2 separate regions of the Homo sapiens genome follow, and region 2 is linked to region 1. Evidence: chromatin loops called from intact Hi-C (ENCODE). Cell type or tissue: HepG2. All regions are shown on one strand. Links, peaks and the distances in the headings refer to the core of each region. The heading gives the core; the rest is flanking DNA.

Region 1 (10,477 bases), core at 1,121-9,120:
ACACCATACCAGAATCTCTGGGACACATTTAAAGCAGTCTGTAGAGGGACATTTATAGCACCAAATGCCCACAAGATAAAGCAGGAAAGATCTAAAATCGACACTAACATCACATTTAAAAGAACTAGAGAAGCAAGAGCAAACAAATTCAAAAGCTAGCAGAAAGCAAGAAATTACTAAGATCAGAGCAGAACGGAAGGGCACAGAGACACAAAAAACTCTTCAAAAAATCAATGAATCCAGGATCTGGTTTTTTGAAATGATGAACAAAATAGTCAGCTAGCGAGAGTAATAAAGAAGAAAAGAGAGAAGAATCAAATAGACCCAATAAAAAATGATAAAGGGGATATCACCACCGATCCCACAGAAATACAAACTACCACCAGAGAATACTGTAAACACCTCTACTCAAAGAAACTAGAAAATCTAGAAGAAATGGATAACTTCCTGGACACATACACCCTCCCAAGACTAAACCAGGGAGAAGTTGAATCCTGGAATAGACCAGTAACAAGTTCTGAAATTGAGGCAGCAATTAATAGCCTACCAACTAAGAAAAGTCCAGGACCAGATGGATTCACAGCCAAATTCCACCAGAGGTACAAAGAAGAACTGGTACCACTCCTTCTGAAACTATTTCAAACAATAGAAAAAGAGGGAATCCTCCCTAAATCATTTTATGAAGCCAGCATCATCCTAATGCCAAAACCTGGCAGAGACACAACAACAGAAATTTCAGGCCAATATCCCTGATGAACATGGATGCGAAAATCCTCAATAAAATACTGGCAAACTGAGTCCTGCAGCACATCAAAAAGCTTATCCACCACGAGCAAGTCAGCTTCATCCCAGGGATGCAAAACAATAAATGTAATCCATCGCATAACAACCAATGACCAAAAACCACATGATTATCTCAATAGATGAAGAAAAGGCCTTCGACAAAATTCAACAGCCCTTCATGCTAAAAATTCTCTTTAAACTAGGTATTGATGGAACGTATCTCAAAATAAGAGCTATTCATGACAAACCCACAGCCAGTATCATACTGAAAGGGCAAAAACTGGAAACAATCCCTTTGAAAACCGGCACAACACAAGGATGCCCTCTCTCACCACTCCTTCACAGTATTAGAAGTTCTGGCCAGGGCAATCAAGAAAGAGAAATAAACAATGGGTATTCAAGTATGAAAAGAGGAAGTCAAATTGTCTCTGTTTGCAGATGACATGATTGTATATTTAGAAAACCCCATCATCTCAGCCCCAAATCTTCTTAAGCTGATAAACAACTTCAGCAAAGTCTCAGGATACAAAATCAATGTGCAAAAAGCACAAGCATTCCTATACACCAAGAACAAATAGAGAGCAAAACTATCAGTGAACTCCCATTCACAATTGCTACAAAGAGAATAAAATACCTAGGAATCCAACTTACAAGGGATGTGAAGCATCTCTTCGAGGAGAACTACAAACCACTGTTCAAGGAAGTAAGAGAGGACATAAACAAATGGAAAAATATTTCATGCTTATGGATAGGAAGAAACAATATTGTGAAAATGCCATATTTCCCAAAGTAATTTATAGATTCAATGCTATCCCCATCAAGCTACCACTGACTTTCTTCATAGAATTGGAAAAAACTACTTAAAAGTTCATATGGAACCAAAAAAGAGCCCGCATTGCCAAGACAATCCTAAGCCAAAAGAACAAAGCTGGAGGCATCACACTACCTGACTTCAAACTATACTACAAGGCTACAGTAATAAAAACAGCATGGTACTAGTACCAAAACAGATATATAGACCAATGGAACAGAACAAAGGCCTCAGAAATAACGTCACATATCTACAACCATCTGATCTTTGACAAACCTGACAAAAACAAGCAATCTGGAAAGAATTCCCAATTTAATAAATGGTGTTGGGAAAACTGGCTAGCCATATGCAGAAAGCTGAAACTGGATCCCTTCTTTACCTTATACAAAAAGTAACTCAATATGGATTAACGACTTAAAAATAAGACCTTAAACCATAAAAAACCCTAGACAAAAACTTAGGCAATACCATTTAGGACATAGGCATAGGCAAGGACTTCATGACTAAAACATGAAAGCAATGGCAACAAAAGCCAAAATTGACAAATGGGGTCTAATTAAACTAAAGAACTTTGGCACAGCAAAAGAAATTAACATCAGAGTGAACAAGCAACCGACAGAATGGGAGAAAATTTTTGCAATCTACCCATCTGACAAATGGCTAATATCCAGAATCTACAAATAACTTAAACAAATTTACAAGATAAAAACAAACAACACCATCAAAAAGTGGCTGAAGGATATGAACAGACACTTCTTAGAAGAAGACATTTATGCAGCCAACAAACATATGAAAAAAAGCTCATCATCACTGGTCATTAGACAAATAAAATCAAAACCACAATGAGATACCATCTCATGCCAGTTAGAATGATGGTCATTAAAAAGTCAGGAAACAACAGATGCTGGAGAGGATGTGGAGAAATAGGAATGCTTTTACACTGTTGGTAGGAGTGTAAATTAGTTCAACCCTTGTGGAAGGCAGTGTGGTGATTCCTCAAGGATCTAGAACTAGAAATACCATTTGACCCAGCAATCCCATTACTGGGTATATACCCAAAGGATTATAAATCATTCTACTATAAAGACACATACACACGTATGTTTATTGCAGCACTGTTCACAGTAACAAAGACTTGGAACCCACCCAAATGCCCATCAGTGATAGACTGGATAAAGAAAATGTAGTACATATACACCATGGACTACTATGCAGCCATAAAAAAGGATGAGCTCATGTCCTTTGTGTGGACATGGATGAAGCTGGAAACCATCATTCTCAGCAAACTAAAACAAGAACAGAAAACCAAACATAGCATGTTCTCACTCATAAGTGGGAGTTGAACAATGAGCACACATGGACACAGGGAGGGGAACATCACACACTGGGGCCTGTTGGGGGGTTGCGGCTTAGGGGAGGGATAGCATTAGGAGAAATACCTAGTGTAGACGACAGGTTGATAGGTACAGCAAACCACCATGGCACGTGTATACCTATGTAACAAACCTGCATGTTCTGCACATGTATCCCATCACTTAAAGTATTTAAAAAAAAAAAAAAAAAAAGGAATAGCAAGGCACCATTTTCAGAGCCTGGAACCTACTGTACTGCATCCTGTCCTAGGGCTCAACAACCCTTGTGTCTCCACATCCCTGGAGCCCCATTGACATCCCCTACCTGCAGCCATGTGCTGCTGCTGGCTGCTCTCACCAAGGCCAAAGTGCAAGCCATTGGCATTGATCCCCATGTGCCCAGTGGCAGGGCTGCCACACGTTTACAGTTCCCTGAGAAAGATTATTCTGTTTGCAGCTGCCACTCAAGGACAACTTGTGTGATTATAAAAAATTAAAATCATATCAAGTTTCTTCTTAGACCACAATAGAATACAATTAGAAATCAATAATGAGAAGAGCTTGGGAAACTATAAATAAATGGAAATTAAATAACATGCTTCTGAATGACCGTTAGGTCAAGAAAGAAATTAGGAGGAAATTTAAAATTTTTTTCAAACAAAGGAAAACCAAAACACAATGTATCAAAACTGATGGAATAGAGAAAAAGCAGTGCTAAGAGGAAAATTTATGGCAGTAATGACCTACATCATAAAAGTACGAAGACAATCTAACAATGCACCTCAAGGAACTAGAAAAGCAAGAACAAACCAACACAAAATTAGTAGAAGTAAATAAATAAAAATGAGAAGAGAACAAAATAGAGATTAAAAAACAATGGAAACAATTAACAAAACAAAGTTTTTATTGAAAAAAATAAAACTGATAAACTGCTAGCTAGGCTAACCAAGAAAAAAAGAGAGAAGACCCAAATAAATAAAATCAAAAATAAAAGAGGAGACATTACAACTGATACCACAGAAATGAAAAACGCTATCAGAGACTGTTATGAAAAACTGTACACCAACAAACTAGAAAAATGGATAAATTCATGGACACATATAACCTACCAAGGTTGAATCAAGAAATAGAAAAACCAAACAGACCAATAACAAATAATGAGATTGGATCAGTGATACAAAGTTTCCAAACAAAGAAAAGTTCAGGACCAGATGGTTTCACTGCTGAATTTTACCAGACTTACAGAGAAGAATTAAAACCACTTCTCTTCAAACTATTCCAGAAAATTGGAGAGGAGATAATTCTTTATAAGTCATTCTGTGAGGCCAGCATTACTTTGATACCAAAACCAAACAAGGACATAAAAACAAACAAACAAAAAAACACTATGGGGCAATATCCCTGATAAACATAGATGCAAAAATTCTCAACAGAATACTAGCAAACTGAAAGCATATGCAACTGGGGCAGGGGCTGGGGAGTGAAGAGAGGCTGGTTAATGGGTTAATGGTTAATGGGTACAAACATAGAATTAGATAGAAGGAATACATTTTAATGTTCCATAGCATGGAAAGATGACTATAGGTAGCAACAATGTACTGTACATTTCAAAGCAGCTAGGAGATGGGACTTGAAATGTTCTTAACACATAGAAATGATAAATACTTAGGTGATGAATACACTAAATACCCTGACTTGAATATTACACATTTTATGCATGTAACAAAATATCACATGCACCCCATAGATAGGTACAAATATTACATATTACATATCAGTTTTAAAAAATCTTAAATAGAAGAGCATTGTCCTCTTAATCTTTCTTGTTTCCTTATCTTAACCTCATGGGGCCAGGTATTTCAGTCTTGGTAATGGTGCTACATCAGACAATGTTCAAAGTAATTTCGGCACAACCTTTACAAGCTGAAGTTTTTGTAGTAGCCAGTAGGTGGCATCAAAAATCAATCACGTTCTCTTTTTTTGTGGAAATCTCAAAGAAAAGGTCTGTACCTAAGTGTCATGAGCAACTTTCCCAGAGCTCAAGAGGCAGAGAAAGTTACACACAACAACAAAGCACTCCGTTTTCCTTTGAAGTCGCTGTTTCATCTCTTTGGACACCGTAAAAACCCCTGGTGTTTCTCCTAGAGTCTTTTTGGTTAGATAAAGCACAAAAGGCCAAAAGCCACATCTCAAATATCACACCACCTCTAAACATGGACTTTAGGCTCGGTTATTAAGGAATGTCTTCCAGAGTTGGGAATCAAAGGATTGCTTAAATACATCATGACAATTGTTAAAGTCTAACAGGTAAGTTTCCCCATTTTAGAGCTGCCTAAATTTCTTACACATCCTAACATAGATGCATTTCATTTTGGCATAGAAATACACACACACACACACACACACACACACACACACATTTATTTGTGGTGTTTAAAACATGTAATGATACTTTTACAAGCTATGCTATGTTTAAGATTTTTAGGCCTGGGTTAAACAAGTAAAATGGAAAGCCAAGTTCACTGCAACTGTCTGTGTGTAACCTAAACAGCTTAAGACTTAGGGTTAGAATGTGCTACCTTTGCCATTTAATAGACAGTTGAACCTTAACAAGTATTTTAACCTTTCTGAATTTTAGTTTTCTAAATTTCCAAATAATAGTAATAATAGTCAGACTCACTTAGCAGTGTTGTTGAGGACCTGATCAGATCTTTAAGCTGACCTCCACTTTGGGAGCAAATCATTCTTATCTGTGTTACCCCTTTTTTCTCATTCATTTAACAATGAATTTACTGAGCACATATTGTAATGCCAGACAATGCTGTAGGTTCTGAAGATATGACAGTGAAAAAGACAGAGAATGGCCCTGATCTCAAAGAACTTTGGGCCCAGCCCGGGAAGATAAATGAAGCTAACCAATTAATAACCAGGATAAATTCAGGCAGTGATAAGTATCTAAGACAGTAAATCAAGATCTTGTGCCAGAGACTAGGAAGAGGAATGGTGACGGTGCGTGCGGCTGCTTCAGATGAGATTGTCAGCACTATATTTTAGACTTAAAATAGCACACTGCGCCGAACACAATAGATCGAATCCATAGCTTTCTTGACTTTATCTCTGAAGACCAAGAGACTCTTGAAGAAGAAATCTGTGCCTTATTTGCTCTAGTATATTGCATAGTGACTGGCCCATTGGAGGACCTCAACAACATGAAAGTGCTTTTAGAAGGCCAATGCATGCTTCTCCTACATGACTGTTCTCTCATTTAATTTTTGCTTCATTATCAGGAAATAAAGACTGAGGTAGGTTGTGTTCCATGCCATGGGTCAATGCTAGAGGTAAAGTCAGAATTTGACTCCAGGGTACATATTCTTTTGAGAAAATGTTTATCTGGTTTTTTTTTCTTTTAAAGGGGCTTTAATTATGAAGACAATCTATTGTCTCAGCATATTTACTTCTTTTTTAAATTATTTAATTTTGGAAAATTCGGTAGGAATATAAAAGTGATACACATTTTTGGTAGAAACTTGCAATGCACATAAACATACAAGAAAATAAAAATACTCAATTTTCTGTCATGATTCTATAAGGATATCTGCCATTATATTTATTTTTATTTTTATTTTTTTAAATTCAAACAAGGTCTGGCTCTGTTGCCCAGGCTGGAGTGCAGTGGTGCAATCTCAGTTCACTGCAACCTCCACCTCCTGGGCTCAAGCCATCCTCCCATCTCAGCCTCCTGATAGCTGGGACTACAGGCACTCCATCATGCTCAGCTAATTTTTTAAAATTTTTTTATTTTTATTTTTATTTTTTTGTAGGGACAGGCTTTCACCATGTTGCCCAGGCCAGTCTTGAACTTCTGGGCTCAAGTGATTGGCTCGCCTCGGCTTCCCAAAGGGCTAGGATTACAGGCATGAGCCACCCTAGCTGGCCTAATTTTTAAATGAAAAAAAGCTTAATATTTTTCTGCATACATGCTTATTGTGAACCATTGAAACAGCTCAAGAAGGTATAAGGAAGCAGCAAGAATGTTCTTTTTAAAATGTTAAATGGATTCGGTCACTCTTGTTGGAACACCTTTCTATGTCCTTCTCTGCACTTATAAATAATCCAAATACTTTATCAGAGTCCATAGGACACAGAAAATATGACTTCTACCTGTTTCTCAGACATCTCCTCATTCCACCACCCTCTTTATCGGCTACGTTTTGGCCTCTTGGCTTCCTTCTAGTGCTAGTCCTGGTGTATCATAGGGTCACTCATGCCTCAGGACCTTTGCACTTATTGCCTCTGGCTTGAGTGCTCTTCCCAGGGCTTTTGAAAGGCTGGTGTCTTCCTGGTCTTCACATCTCAGTTCAGAAGTCACCTCCTCATGAGAGTGCTTCCCTCACCCCGTAACCACAAGGTAACTACCTCCCATTGCACACCAGTCATTCTCTGTTAGGCCATCTGCTTTGTTTTTTTTCTTCATAGCATTGATCACTATTTGAAGCTATCTTGTTATTTACATTTTTATTGAGAATCTCCCTTTAACTTAAACGTAGGCTTCATGAGGGCAGGTAGCTTGTTCATTTGTTTTTACTATAACCTCAGCCTTTAGAAAACTGTCTGGGATATAATAGGGGCTCAGAAATATGAGAATGAAAATAAAAATATAATCCCATAATTGAAAATAATTACTGTAAGCATATGTATATCCGTTCAGACTTTTTTCTTGCATATGTTTTCATATATGTGAATATAGAGTATACAAGTGTACAAACATACCAACAAAATGAAATTATACTACACATGCCATTTTAATAACTTCATTTCTTGAATTAACAATATATCATGAGCACATTTCCTTGCCAATAAATATATCTCTACCCAATAATTAATGATTAAATGGTATTTTATAATTGACTATACCGTAATTCATTTAATCAATCTCCTATTGAGAAACATTTAGGTTGTTTCCATTTTATTATTACTATTACATAGTGCCTATAACGTTAGGAAATCTATGCAAATTTCCACTAGATGAGTTTCTAGGATGAAAACTGCTGAATCAAAAAGAACCTATATGTTTGATAAATATTTTATAAAATCTGATAAATATCAAATTACACTACTGCCAGTAGAAAATGAGGCGATTTTTTCTCCTCACTCTGGCCAACACCGGAAATTTTAATATTTTAAAATTTACTTGACAACCTATAAGACAAAAATAATATTTTAATTAATTTGCAATTCTTTTTTTAACTGTAGTTGAACTATATTTCTATCATTATTGGCCATTATATTATTTCCTGTTTATGACTTTTACCTACTTTCATATAGGATGATCTTTTTTTCTTTTTGATTTTGAAGAACAGCTCATATAAAAAAGGTGTTGATACATTTGGTCAGATATATATGTTGAAAATATTTGTTTTTCCTAGATTTCCATTTATCTTTCAACTTTGTTTCCAATGAGTTAAGGTGTATTTATGTGTTGAAATTCTTCAAAATTTCTATTTTCTGCTTTTGGTGTTATCTTTAGAAAAGTTTTCTTAACCCCATAATTCTATAAATATACCCTTGCATTTTCTTCTGTTACTTCTATGGTTTTATATTTTATATACAAAATCATCAATGCTTTAGTGTTTATTTTGGTATAAGATATGAGATAAACATCCAATTTTATTTTATTTTTATGAATGGTATTTCAGTTAATTCAATACTATTTATTTAATAATCATCTTTCTGCTACTGACTTGAAATCCATCTTTATCACATTCAAAATTTATATTTTTAATAGGATTTCTTTCTGTCTGGTTTTATGATAGTTTCACATTGTTATAATAATGTTACTATCATGATATATTTACTCCAATATTTTCCCTTGATACCATTTGATATGGTTTGGCTGTATCCCCACCTAAATGTCATCTTGAATTATAGCTCCCATAATTCCCACATGTTGTGGGAGGGAACCCGTGGGAGATAATTGAATGGTGGGGGCAGTTTCTCCCATGCAGTTCTGTTAGTGAATAAGTCTCACAAGAGCTGATGGTTTCATAAGGGGAAACCCCTTTCACTTGGTTCTCATTCTGTCTTGTCTGCCACCGTGTAAGACGTGCCTTTTGCCTTCTGCCATGATTGTGAGGCCTCCCCAACCACGTGGAACTGTGAGTCCATTAAGCCCCTTTTTCTTTACATATTACCCAGTCTCAGGTATGTCTTTATCACCAGTGTGAAAATGGACTAATACACCATTTTATACAATAAAACTTATGCTTAAAAAACTTTTAATATTGACTAAAATCTTGCATTTTTGTAAATATTTTACTGCTGAAAGTCCAAATATAATTTAGAGTAACTTATTAAAATTTTAAATTAATACACATTTATCATAAGAATTAAAACAATCATGAGACTTAAAAATGTACATTAGAGCAGGTTACAGGATTCAGAAACAAATATATAAATTTATTATTTAGTAATTGTTTTAGAAATCAGAGAGGAAATGGGTATATTATTCAACAAACGATTCTGAAATAATTAACTCAACAATTTGGGAAAATAGTTTGATTTCCACTTCAGTCTATATACAAAAATAAATTTCTAGGGAATTAGAAATTTAAATATAAGAAGGAAGCCATCAAAATACTAGAGAAATATTGGAGAATGTTATTTTCAGGGCGAGGAAGGCAATGATAACCCAGACCCCAGAAACTGTAAGGGAAAATCAACAGAATCAACTGTTGAACATATATACATGATTTTCAGTGGTTCCATTCTATTTCATTAAATTGATGGGCCATAATTTACTATCATTCACATATTGTTGAGTATCTGTGTAGTTTCCAATATATTATTATTTTGAATAATACTTTAATGAACATGTTTGTATTAAGCGAAGCCTATCTTTGAAAGATCATTATGTACTGAAATTTGTGCTGTCACATTTTTGTTTGACATAAGTGGATCATTGGCTTATGTCTGGAAAACTTCTTGTTACAAATGCCCTTTTAAAAACAAACTGTCTTAAAGAACTAGAGATTGAGAGATTTGTATGGTTTCTTTTACCACTTGGTGCTCTCTTTGTCCTTCACAGTGTGAAGGTTGCAAAGGTTTTGTGGGCAATGTCTAGAATTTTCTGAGTTACTGAAGTTAAAAGAATTACCTCCCTGGATCAAAATTTAGCCCAGTCATCTCTAACAGGCAATGAGGAGTCAACTAGTCCCCTATAAATTTACCCTGACATGATTAGGAATTTGCCCCTCTCCTTAAATTTCTGGGTTTTCTTGATTGTGATAATTCTACTTCATGAATTTTGTTAACCATTTTCTGAATCTGTCTTTTTTCTTTTCTTATTTACATTTAAAAATTATTTTTAAAAATGTTAATAGTTTTTTGGGTACAGATGATTTTTGGTTCCATGGATGAATTCTTAGGTGGTGAATTCTGAGATTTTAGCGCACCCATCTCTTGAGCAGTATATACTGTATGCAATGTGTTTTCTTTTATCCCTCACCTCCTCATAGTCTCCCCCTCCTCGAGT
Region 2 (10,477 bases), core at 720-8,719, 160 kb after region 1:
GTTTTAATCTCTTCAAATCCTAATAGGCTATTTAAAGCAAAAACAATATAAATGTATTGTGAAGTTTATAACACATTTAATTTAAATGTGCAACAATAATTAGATCCAGGACAGGAGATTCTTATACTATACATGGAGTGGTATAATATTACTTGAATGTAAACTGGTAAGTTAAAGACGTGTCTGCTGTGAACCCTAGAGCAACCATTGCTATGGTGTGAATTTTGTGTCCTGCTAAAATTCATATGTTAAAATCTTAACTCCCAAGATGATGGAATTAGGAGATAAGGCCTTTGGGAGGTGATAGTTCATGGGGGCAGAGCCTTCATGAATGAGATTAGTGTCCTTCTAAGAGAGGCCCAGGAGAAATGGCTCATCCCTTCTACCCTATGAAAACACAGTGAGAAGACCTATCTATAAACGAGGAAACAGGCCCTCACCAGACACCAAATCTGTTGGTGCCTTAATCTTAGACTTCTCAGCCTCCAGAACTGTGAGAACTAAATTTCTGTTGTTTATAAGCTACCCAGTCTATGGTAGTTTGTTAACAGCAGCCCAAGTGGACTAAGACAATTGGTAAAAAATAAAACAAAGTATAGCTATTAAATTATTGGTGTAGATAAAGTACAATAATAAAAAATGCTCATTCAAAAAGAAGGAAAGAAAAGAGGAACAAAGGAACGCAGAACAGATAGGACAAATTAATGAATGAACAGCAAGATGCTGGGTTTGAAACCCAACTCCACTGATAATTAGATTAAAAGTAAATTGTCTAAATACTAATTAAAAGGCAGAGCTTGTAAATTTACATAAATTTTGAAAAAGCAAGAAACAACTATCTGCTGTTCATAGAAACACAAATTCTGGGACTGACTATTCAATATAAATTCCTCAATTTCTTAGGTTTTGAGTGCTTTGAGTAGAGCCTATATGTTTTCAGATTATTGTGGAATGTAAAGTTTTCTTCACTCAATAAGAGAAATACTTTTTTGTTGATACATTGACCACATTATTTTCTTAATAATTACGATAACTCAATAATTGTAGAGACTGGTTTATAAAAAAAATTTTCATATCAAAGGCCAAAATTACTTTACTTTCATCTATTACTCTCTGTCAAGTGAAAACGTTTATGTCCCACAGTTAAGAGTATCTCTCAAAATACCAAGGCCTTAGAAGTTTCTTTCCTGATACTTCCATACTTGATAATGGCTATAGAATAAATAGCCATTAGAACACAGATGTCACAAAAATGAAAATAGCAAGCATTTAGACACCTAGGAAATAATCTCTTTGGAATATAATATAACTACTGTTTCAGAGGGGGAAATAGTTGTGTCTTTCTCACAGGATTGTTTTCAAATATATTATAATATGGTCCACTTCAAATTTTGCCCTTTCAAAGCACAACAATTATTTACCATAAAATAGCTTGAAAAATGGGAACAATTTTATACATACTGTTAGTATGTATAAAAATATACCTAAAATCATGTTATATTATTTTAATTAACATAGATAGAATGTGACATCTACAGCCAATCTAGGACTAGGAACCCTGCAGGTGCTAAAAAGCCACCATTATTTTAAAGACACCCTATTTCGCCTGAAGACTGCAAACTTGAGGAGGAATAAAAGGAGTTGTTGCTTTTTCTATACAGAGAAAGATACTGACTAGTTAGAGATTTTTATGTAGGCCATAAGCCATATGTGCAAAAAAATGAATAAATGGCAGCCCAGTTAATCCTCTTATTTTATTTTTTCTTTCAACATGAAGGGATTGTCAATGACCCACTGCACTGTGGTGTGCTATGGCTCATTTTGCTGAATGCATAGAGACACTGTTTCAGAATTGTCCTCAATGGTGCCCTAATAGTCTGAGAAATTTGCTAAGGCTTTCCTCTTCTTTCATTAAGATCACCATTTTGCATACAGCTCTCAAAGAGCTAATTGCTGGCTGTTCGTTTTATATATGTCACTAGCTCATTGCTGCACTGCTAAGGGGAAAAACACATAATAGAGGAAGGAGAAACATGTAGGTGGAAAAAAGCTTTTGTTATATAATACAAACTTACAATTCATAAAAGCTTATGGAATAAGGTGAAAATTTTATTCACCAGAAATCTTTAGAAGAAATCTGTTACTTTTTTGAAAAAAAAAAAAAGTACTTTGGTGAAGTGTTTGAAGTGTGGTCCATATATCAAGAATTGTCCTGGGACTGCTATTCATGTGACAAGGAGAGGAATTTGAGGAGTGGGCTGTGATTGTATAAAATGGTCATACTTGTGACCCCTCTCAGATATTCAATAAAATTACTGAACTCAAGAAATACTTGTTAAAACCACTGGTGTGTGTGTGTGTGCACGTGTGCTTAAGAGGCTGTGCTTTTTCACCCAGACTGATGTGATGTAAAATTTGGACATGAAATGCCCTTTGAAAAAGGCACACATGGAAAAGCAAACGCCCTTTCTGGAGTGAATACTAATGAGCATTGAAGCCTCCAGGTTAGAGTCATCTAATAGTTCTTCTAAGAGATATGATTTCTATCAGGCTAGTTATGGACACATCTGGACATTTCACTAGGCTGCAAGATCATAGGAGGCCGGAAGAGACTCTTATTCATAGCCTTATCCAGTTTCCCAGAGTGCATAGCACAGTGTTTTGGACTTACAAGTCCGCAGTGAATAATTGGCAACAAATAAATGAAAACATAATTGCCTTATGATGAGCTAGTTTTGTTTCACCTCAAAATATTTGTGTAGATAAAAACTTAGAAAGTAAACTTTAGTTTATTTAGTTTAGGTAAATAATCGGTATCCTGCACCAACTGATACCATACACAACAGTAGCGATTACAGATGTTTTGACTGAGGGACATATTTATATTACCAATAGAAATGGGAATGTCAAAAATAGGGATTTGGAATGTGCAGCAAGTTTTACATGTTAAGAAGCTCCTAGAATACTTGGCAGTTGCAAAAAACCTTGATTGCATGAAGGAACCCTTATCTGTTCCGTTTGCTGTCAAGAAAACTGGCCCAGAGGGGTTATGTGAATCTTTCCAGGAGGACCAATGGTTAAATGGCCAAACTGGAACTTGGGCCTAGATTTTGACTCTAGGTCTATTGCACTTTCCACTACCCATAGCTGCTTTCTATTAGGTTGGTGCTAATAGTAGAGACTCAGACTTAACAGAAGCCAGACCTCTTCTCTTCCTGTTGTCTTTATGTGCTAATTTGAAACAAACAAACAAAAAATAAAATAGTAAAGTCTTCCATTTTCTCTGCTCTCAAAATTCCCAAGGCTTAAGCTAGTTCCATTTATTGACATTAAATCCTGATTCATCTCTCAAATGCCTTTGTTGCAAGGATTGGAAGAAAAGCATTCTCTGGGGTAGGCAGTGTTATTTTGGTTGCCTGAAAAAGAACAGAAAGCTATAGTACTCTCTACGGAATGAATACCTATAGCAATTTCTCACACATATGGCAATTTCATACATACACCGTGAAACAACGCTTAGCAACCTGCTTAGTAAGGTCAAGCTTCCTCAGCAAACAATGAAATATAAACATATCATACTGCAGTTTCCTATGGCTGGTGAAATTAGATTAGATGGTTGTCTGCTCGTTATATGAATCTTCTATCAACTCAGCTGTAGCCAACAGAAATATTGATCTAACACAGAACAAGAAAGCTGATATCTTTAAACTATTGCTTGGCCCTTGGTTATTTCCCCTAAAGTATATATTTTTATCAATGTATTTTTATTTTGACCTTAAATTCCTAACTAGAGTCTATGATTTAAGGATTTTAAGAAATGAAGCTTTCGCATCATATTTTGCTATTTTACTATCGTTCTATTAAAGATTGGAGAAGCAGAAAAGTTAAATGTTTGCTACGTTAATATGTGCCTGGCTCTATTTGCCTTGCGTCTTTTGGAAATTGCGAGCAGCTCCATACTCCCTGCTCCCAGGACGCACTTATCTGTTTACTAGCTGTCAAAGTAAATTTATAGTACTGAGTGACACCATTAGATGGCCTGGGACAGGCCTTGCTGAGCACACACAGATACACTTGCATACCCATTAAGTTGAAATTTTGCCAAGAACCTATTAACCCATCCTAATCAACTGCTGTTTTCCATTTAAAACACCATTAGTTTCCTATGGTTTGTTGCTCAGGGTATAAGCAGAAAAGACACCATCAAGTGGTTAGAAAGGGTGTTGCTTTGCTGGATGCCCCTATGCCTCCGGAGAATTTGAATTTGGCATTAGTATGTATCACTTTCTTTCCACCGCTGGAATTAATCATGCATTCCAAATATTTAGGACTACCTCACAGAACACAGGATTTTAATACAGTTCATTGCTTAAAGATTGTGGATAATTAATTTGTGCTCAGCCTGCAGAGGCTTTTGTTTCTAAAGAGGACTGTATAATATAATTGTAACCATATAGAACCGATGACTCTCAGTCTAAAGCTATACGTTAATAGATTAACAAAGATCTGCCTACACACCCCACCCCCTTGAGCTTCCTCTCCAAGTTTTTAAAGTTTTCTCTAAGGTAGTTTTGTTTGTTTGTTTGTTTGTTTTGTTTTTTGAGATGGAGTCTCGCTCTGTCACCCAGGCTGGAGTGCAGTGGCATGATCTCAGCTCACTGCAACCTCCACTTCCCAGGTTCAAGCAATTCTCCAGCCTCAGCTTCCCAAGTAGTTGGGACTACAGGCACGTGCCACTGCGCCTGGCTAATTTTTCTATTTTTAGTAGAGCCAGGTTTCACCACGTTGACCAGGCTGGTCTTGAACTCCTGACCTCAAGTGATCTGCCCGCCTCGGCCTCTCTAAAGTAGTTTTAAATACCTGATACATTATCATAACTTCTAATAATAAAGTCCCTTGTAAGAGCAAGAGTTCTAATAATAGTGAAATGACAAGTCAGCCAAAAAATGATGTCTGATTTTGTGAGGTTTGCTTTGGGATTGGACACCTAAGAAGATGAAAGATGAAATATCAAAATGTCAAGAGTTTTTTTTTCAAACAATGCATTCTCTGCAATCAAATTGCAAGGAACAGGATTTACGTTACAGTATCTCAATATAATTTCTTCTTATAAAGAACATGAAAAGTGAAGAATTTAGTGAGCCAACTGTATTCCCCAACTCATCAAATAACAAAAACATATACAAACAATTCATTTGAAAAGTTCAAGCAATTCAGAAAAAATACTAAATACATTTCCCAACAATAGGAACACTTTGGTGGTAGGAAGCATTTAAAATAATAGCACTGCTCCATTAGGTTCATTTAAAAAATAAATATTTCACCTTCTTTTTCCAGGTTGTTAAAATGTTATCTTCATTTATTGTAGCTCTTTAAGCACAAGTTGTTCAAAAGTTAACACTAAACAGGAAATTTAATGTACTAACCAGGTAGAAGGTGAAACAAGAGGTACAGCAAAAGGAGCCAAGTATTGTGCAAGTGCAGCCCCAGTGTGGGGAATAACAAAGCCATGGTCTTTGCATATTCCTACAGGTACTCAGCACTATGTTAGGCACATGTTAGGAACTTAATTAAGCATTGGGTGGTTGATTAACTGAGTGATAAAAGATTTATGAATAGTAAAGAGCTTTGTAAAATGGAACAATTAAAATCAGAGAGAAAGGCCAAAACTAATTGTGTGAAAGTGGCAGATGGTCGATAAAGCTGTGAAGTCCCGAAGTCTGTAAACTTGCAGAAGCATTGCATTTTAGAGGAACACTGTCAGCAATCAAGGGACCACAGCCTAGTGGAAAAGAAAGAGGCTGCACAGACGATTATCTTCTTGAGAACCCAAAGGCTGTCAAATAGACAGGCCAACTTAATTAAGAAACTTATTTTAGATGTACCAAGTGTGTCCTAGTCAATCTACTAGAGAGTAAAGACCATGGGTAGTGGCAGCCCCTACATGGATTCCTCCAGTAATAACAATGCTGTATTCTGAATTATTTGGAGAGGTCAAGTTAGGTCCCCCTTGAACATGCCATGCTATGGGCCCTTCTTAGCCGCAGAACTCACGGTTCTACCAACACTGCAGAACATCAGAATCGCCTTGCACAGAAAATACCAGAGGGAGGCTACTCCAGGACAGGTTTAGCCGTCAGCACTCTCAAACAATCCAGCCCTCCCTTCCTCCCTTTCAGTGCCCTTTTTCTCAGGTGAGAAAGGTAACATTTTAAAACGCTTTTTCTTCAGGTGAGTTTTCTCATGCTTTCACCTCCATCTGGTTTTATTTGTCTCTAGAGAATGATGCCTGAGGGTTCAAAGGAAGTGAAGGTGTCAGAGGTGTTACAGGATTTACCCAAGGATGTCCAATACACTAAAACCTACTGACCACATTTCTGCCAAAAAAAGAAACGCTGAAAAATGAACAATGAAAGATTGTGAGAAATAGTTGATTAAGATAGGGTTACACAGGGGAGGAGAGGAACTAGGTAGGTTCTTACAAAATTTAGAAGCCAAGCCAAACCGTAGCAGGATTTAGTTAATTTACGGTGGGAAAATATGATTCTGAAAGTCATTCCTGATCTCTCCTAACACAAAATCATTCCAGGTGTTCTTTTAGGAAGTAGTTAGTTGTTTAAATATTAGAAATGGTTATTGCTGAAATTGGCAGTGAGTCCAACTGTTTCCAAGCACCAGTTCCATAATCAGAATCCCTAAGGATGGAGCTCAGGCACATGTCCTCTTTAAAAGCTACAGTTAATATGAAAGAAAGCAACACAATAGACAAGGAAACAAGGATATGGTTTCCCGACTAATCACACAAAATGACACTGCAGAAAGACACATCTAACCAGTTACAGTGAACATTTGTCTTCCTAAAAAAATTATTTTGGCTGTTCAGAATCTGAATGCCCTTTCTAGATTTGGATAATTCTCCATATGTGAAGAAGTAAGAGTCTACCTCCCACTGTAAAACTTAAAAAGGAGGCTGACTCACTTTCCTAAGCTCTTTGGTAACTAGAGCATGGGCACCTGCCTTAGGCCTGGCCAAACAGCTGAAGCCACTCACGACTTTGAATGTGGATCCAGGGCACAAAGAAGCAGGGAGAGAAGAGAATCTATTCTAGCGGCACTGATAGCAGCAGCGGTATGGAGCTTCCAGGTGCAGTGGCAGCATCCTTGCCAGCGGGACAAGCTGCAGCGTCCATCTTTCAGCGCTGGTGCAGCGGCGCTTCGCCAGATGGGTGCTCATGATATTGGCTGTGTTTCTAGGATCCCAGCACCACTTGGTTCTGCCTCTTTTTGGGGCTCATTTTCCAGCATCCCCAGCAGCCCTGCCGGCTACTCAGGTTCCATTTAATAAATCCATTTGCTGCTTAAGACAACCAGGGTCAGATCCTGCTGCTTGTCCCCCATCACCTTGACTTGATGCATGAGGCTTGCAGAATTGTTCAGGGGACCCCTCTACACCACAGCGAGATTCTCTCAGCTTGGTTTTGCATCCTCATTATTTCTCATCATTAAAAGTTAACAGCCCTACATGCTACCTTCATTAATTTTTGGGCAAATATGTTTTAAAGTCAGATTGCATTTTGATTTCTATAAATAAGCTATCATTTATTTCTCCTAAACAAATCAGTCTAAATTAGAGCTTGCCATAGGGATACCAGTCATGCATTGAAATTCCAAAGCATACCAAAATAGAAAAATGCCTGCTATAATAAATGTCCTCAGGATTGGGCCACTTCTATTTCTGTAGGCTTACAAAATACTAGCAACAATTATATTTCACACCTCTGATATGCCTGTACACTCAGAATTTTCCTAGAAAATGTGCCATTAATTAATCATGTCTCAAGGAAATCACATTATTTATGACTGATACAGATATAACAATACAGTTTAGTGGTTAAGAGCATGGACTCTGCAGCCAGACTGCCTAGGATTAAATCCCAGGCTGTGATGGGATTTTGGATGAGTTAGTTAATCTTTTGTGCCTCTATTTCTTATCTTTAAAATGAGAATAATAAAAATGTCGTTGTGAGGATTAGATATTTTACACATAAAATGATTAAGACAGTACCTAACCCTTATTAAAAAGCCATTGAAATGTTTGTTTTTATTATATTCTCAAATTGTGCCTACTCAGGAATGCATGACAGTCATGTGTATGATTAGTCAAATAAAATTCTCTTTCCCTATAGCACATGGTGCTTCTTATCTTCCTTGTGGTTGGATGGAGCCATGTTTCTAGGTCTGGCCAATGAACCAGTCACATACATTAGTGTATTTAACAGGCAGTGTGAGATTCTCCAGAGTGCTCACTTCCCTCGAGTACGGCAAGGAGGAATGTTTGATATGGTGGAGACTGGAGGGCTGGAGTGAATAAAATTAGCAGAGTTCCTTTGCTGCCCTGAGATGGGTATGTTACATGAGCAAGAAATAAACCTCTGTTGTTTTAAGCAACTGACATTTTGGGGGAGTGTTGTTACTAAAGCATAATGTAGTGTATCCTGACTAATGCAGAAAGCATGGCAATTATCTGGATATTTCAATTAAATAATATTTCCTATTCAAGTGACTAGCATCCTCAGAAATACCTAGAGTGGGATAATACCAGTAAAGAATAAAATTATTTTTCCATTATAGGCAATCATCCTGCTTACTGCCTCTGTATTTGTCCATCAATTATCCTTGTTAGCAACTCAAGGACAGGGAGTACGTCCTATTAATTTTTGAATCTCAGAATTTAGCACAGTGCTTGATATACCAGTTGGAACTCATGAAATGTCTGCTAACTCAAATGAAGCTTTAGAGTGCAAATGTGATCCGATCAGATGTTCTCATTGTGGAAGTTGCTAATCCATGACTTTGGAAGCTAAATTAGCTTCACCAAGAGGGCACTATTTAGCATAATAAACTAAACCTGACAGGCATCCCCAGTACAAGCACCAATTTAGAAAGATTTGTTTAGGAAAAAATACACATACAGGATACACATACCACCTGTGTAATTCTGTCATTCCAGTGTCTGATTTTACTTTGGCTTATACTCATAAGAGTATGGCAAAGTAGAGTTGTCAAGAATCTGAGAGATTGTCTACGCAATACCCCATGTTAAATATAACAAAATTGAGGCCCAGGAGCAATAAATATAATAACTGGTGTCAGGCACAAAGCTAGTTAGTGCCAGAAGTAAGAGTCTTAGTTTTTTTGTCTTTCCACAATACCAAATAGTTTAAAGAGCATACACCATATAGGTGGTCACTAAATACATTATTTTGCATGCAGTTATAAGCAGTGTTTTAACACTGGTTAAATATCAGCATCCTCCCTGTAGGTTTTAAAGAGGACATGTGCCTGAGCTCCATCCTTAGGGATTCTGATTATGGAACTGGTGCTTGGCAACAGTTGAACTCACTGCCAATTTCAGCAATAACCATTTCTAATATTTAAACAACTAACTACTTCCTAAAAGAATACCTGGAATGTTTTTGTGTTAGGAGAGATCAGGAAAATAGGAATCATCATCAGCCTAAAGCTACGTTAATGTGCCCCTCTAGGTAGCAGTACTGAATGAATGTGTGCCACATTCTAAGTTATTCGACTTGTGCTACAAGTTCTTGTTGGAGGAATATATTCTAACAAACCAAGAAACAGGCTCCAGGGTCAGTATATCTGGATCCTCACTATCATGAACTAGCTTTGTGTTAAGACTATGTACAAAAGTAAGAGTAGAAAGCCATCTTTCTTGGGCAAGTGAGGGCTATGATGTCTAAGCACTGATCCATTCAAAGAATATTTGTGGGCATAAGTGTTGGTCTGTTTACGTTGCTATAAAGGAATACCCGAGACTAATTTATAAAGAAAATGAGGTTTATTTTGGCTCACAGCTCTGCAGGCTGTATAAGAAGCATGGTGCCAGCATCTGCTTCTGGTGAGAGCCCCAGGAAATTTCCAGTCATGGTGGAAGATGAAGGGGAACATGTGTCACATGGCAAGAGAGAGTGAGAGATCAAGCAAGGGGTGGGTTTATGCCACACATGCCAGATCTCGTGTGAACTCAGAGTGAGAACTCACTCATTACTGCAAGGATGGCACCATGCTATTCATGAGGGAGCTCCAAATGCCTCCCATCAGGCCCCACCACTAACACTGGGGATTACATTTCAACATGAGATTTGAAGGGACAAACATCCAAACCATATCAACATCTATTGTGCTGGGAGCTAAGGATACAAATTCCAAAATAGATAAAATCATGGCCCTCATGGAGCTTGCTGTCTCACAGAGCTTTCTAATATAAACGTACCCATAGGAATAGTCAGGTGAGCAGTTTGGAGCAAAGTCATTGCTGTGGTCTGAATGTGTCCCCCAACATTTATGTGTTGGAAACTTAATCCTCAGTGCAGCAGTGTTGGGAGATGGGACCTTCTGGGAAGTGTTTAGGCTCTGCCTTTATGAATGGATTATTACCATTATAAAAGGGCTTAAT

What was found. Hi-C counts contacts between places; a loop is a spot of excess contacts. Peaks named below come from ENCODE experiments on the same cell type or tissue, not always from the same donor. Only the 100,000 strongest peaks of a DNase experiment are listed, where the experiment ranks them.
Region 2: a loop joins it to region 1, with 8 times the contacts of the local background. A loop is called at or near these places in 5 of 110 quality-filtered maps.

What each region holds. Positions count from the first base shown.
Region 1 is chr1:75,260,989-75,271,465 of GRCh38, forward strand. All of the region lies in intron 6 of SLC44A5 (solute carrier family 44 member 5), which reads right to left. Among named protein-coding and RNA genes, the nearest start is that of LHX8, 130 kb to the left of the region's middle. In HepG2, for the core only: a CTCF peak has its summit at 4,892 (motif pointing right); a DNase peak (open chromatin) is centred at 5,023.
Region 2 is chr1:75,419,723-75,430,199 of GRCh38, forward strand. The region is part of intron 2 of SLC44A5 (solute carrier family 44 member 5); the gene reads right to left. Among named protein-coding and RNA genes, the nearest start is that of SLC44A5, 190 kb to the right of the region's middle. In HepG2, for the core only: a CTCF peak has its summit at 4,203; no DNase peak of the experiment used is centred there.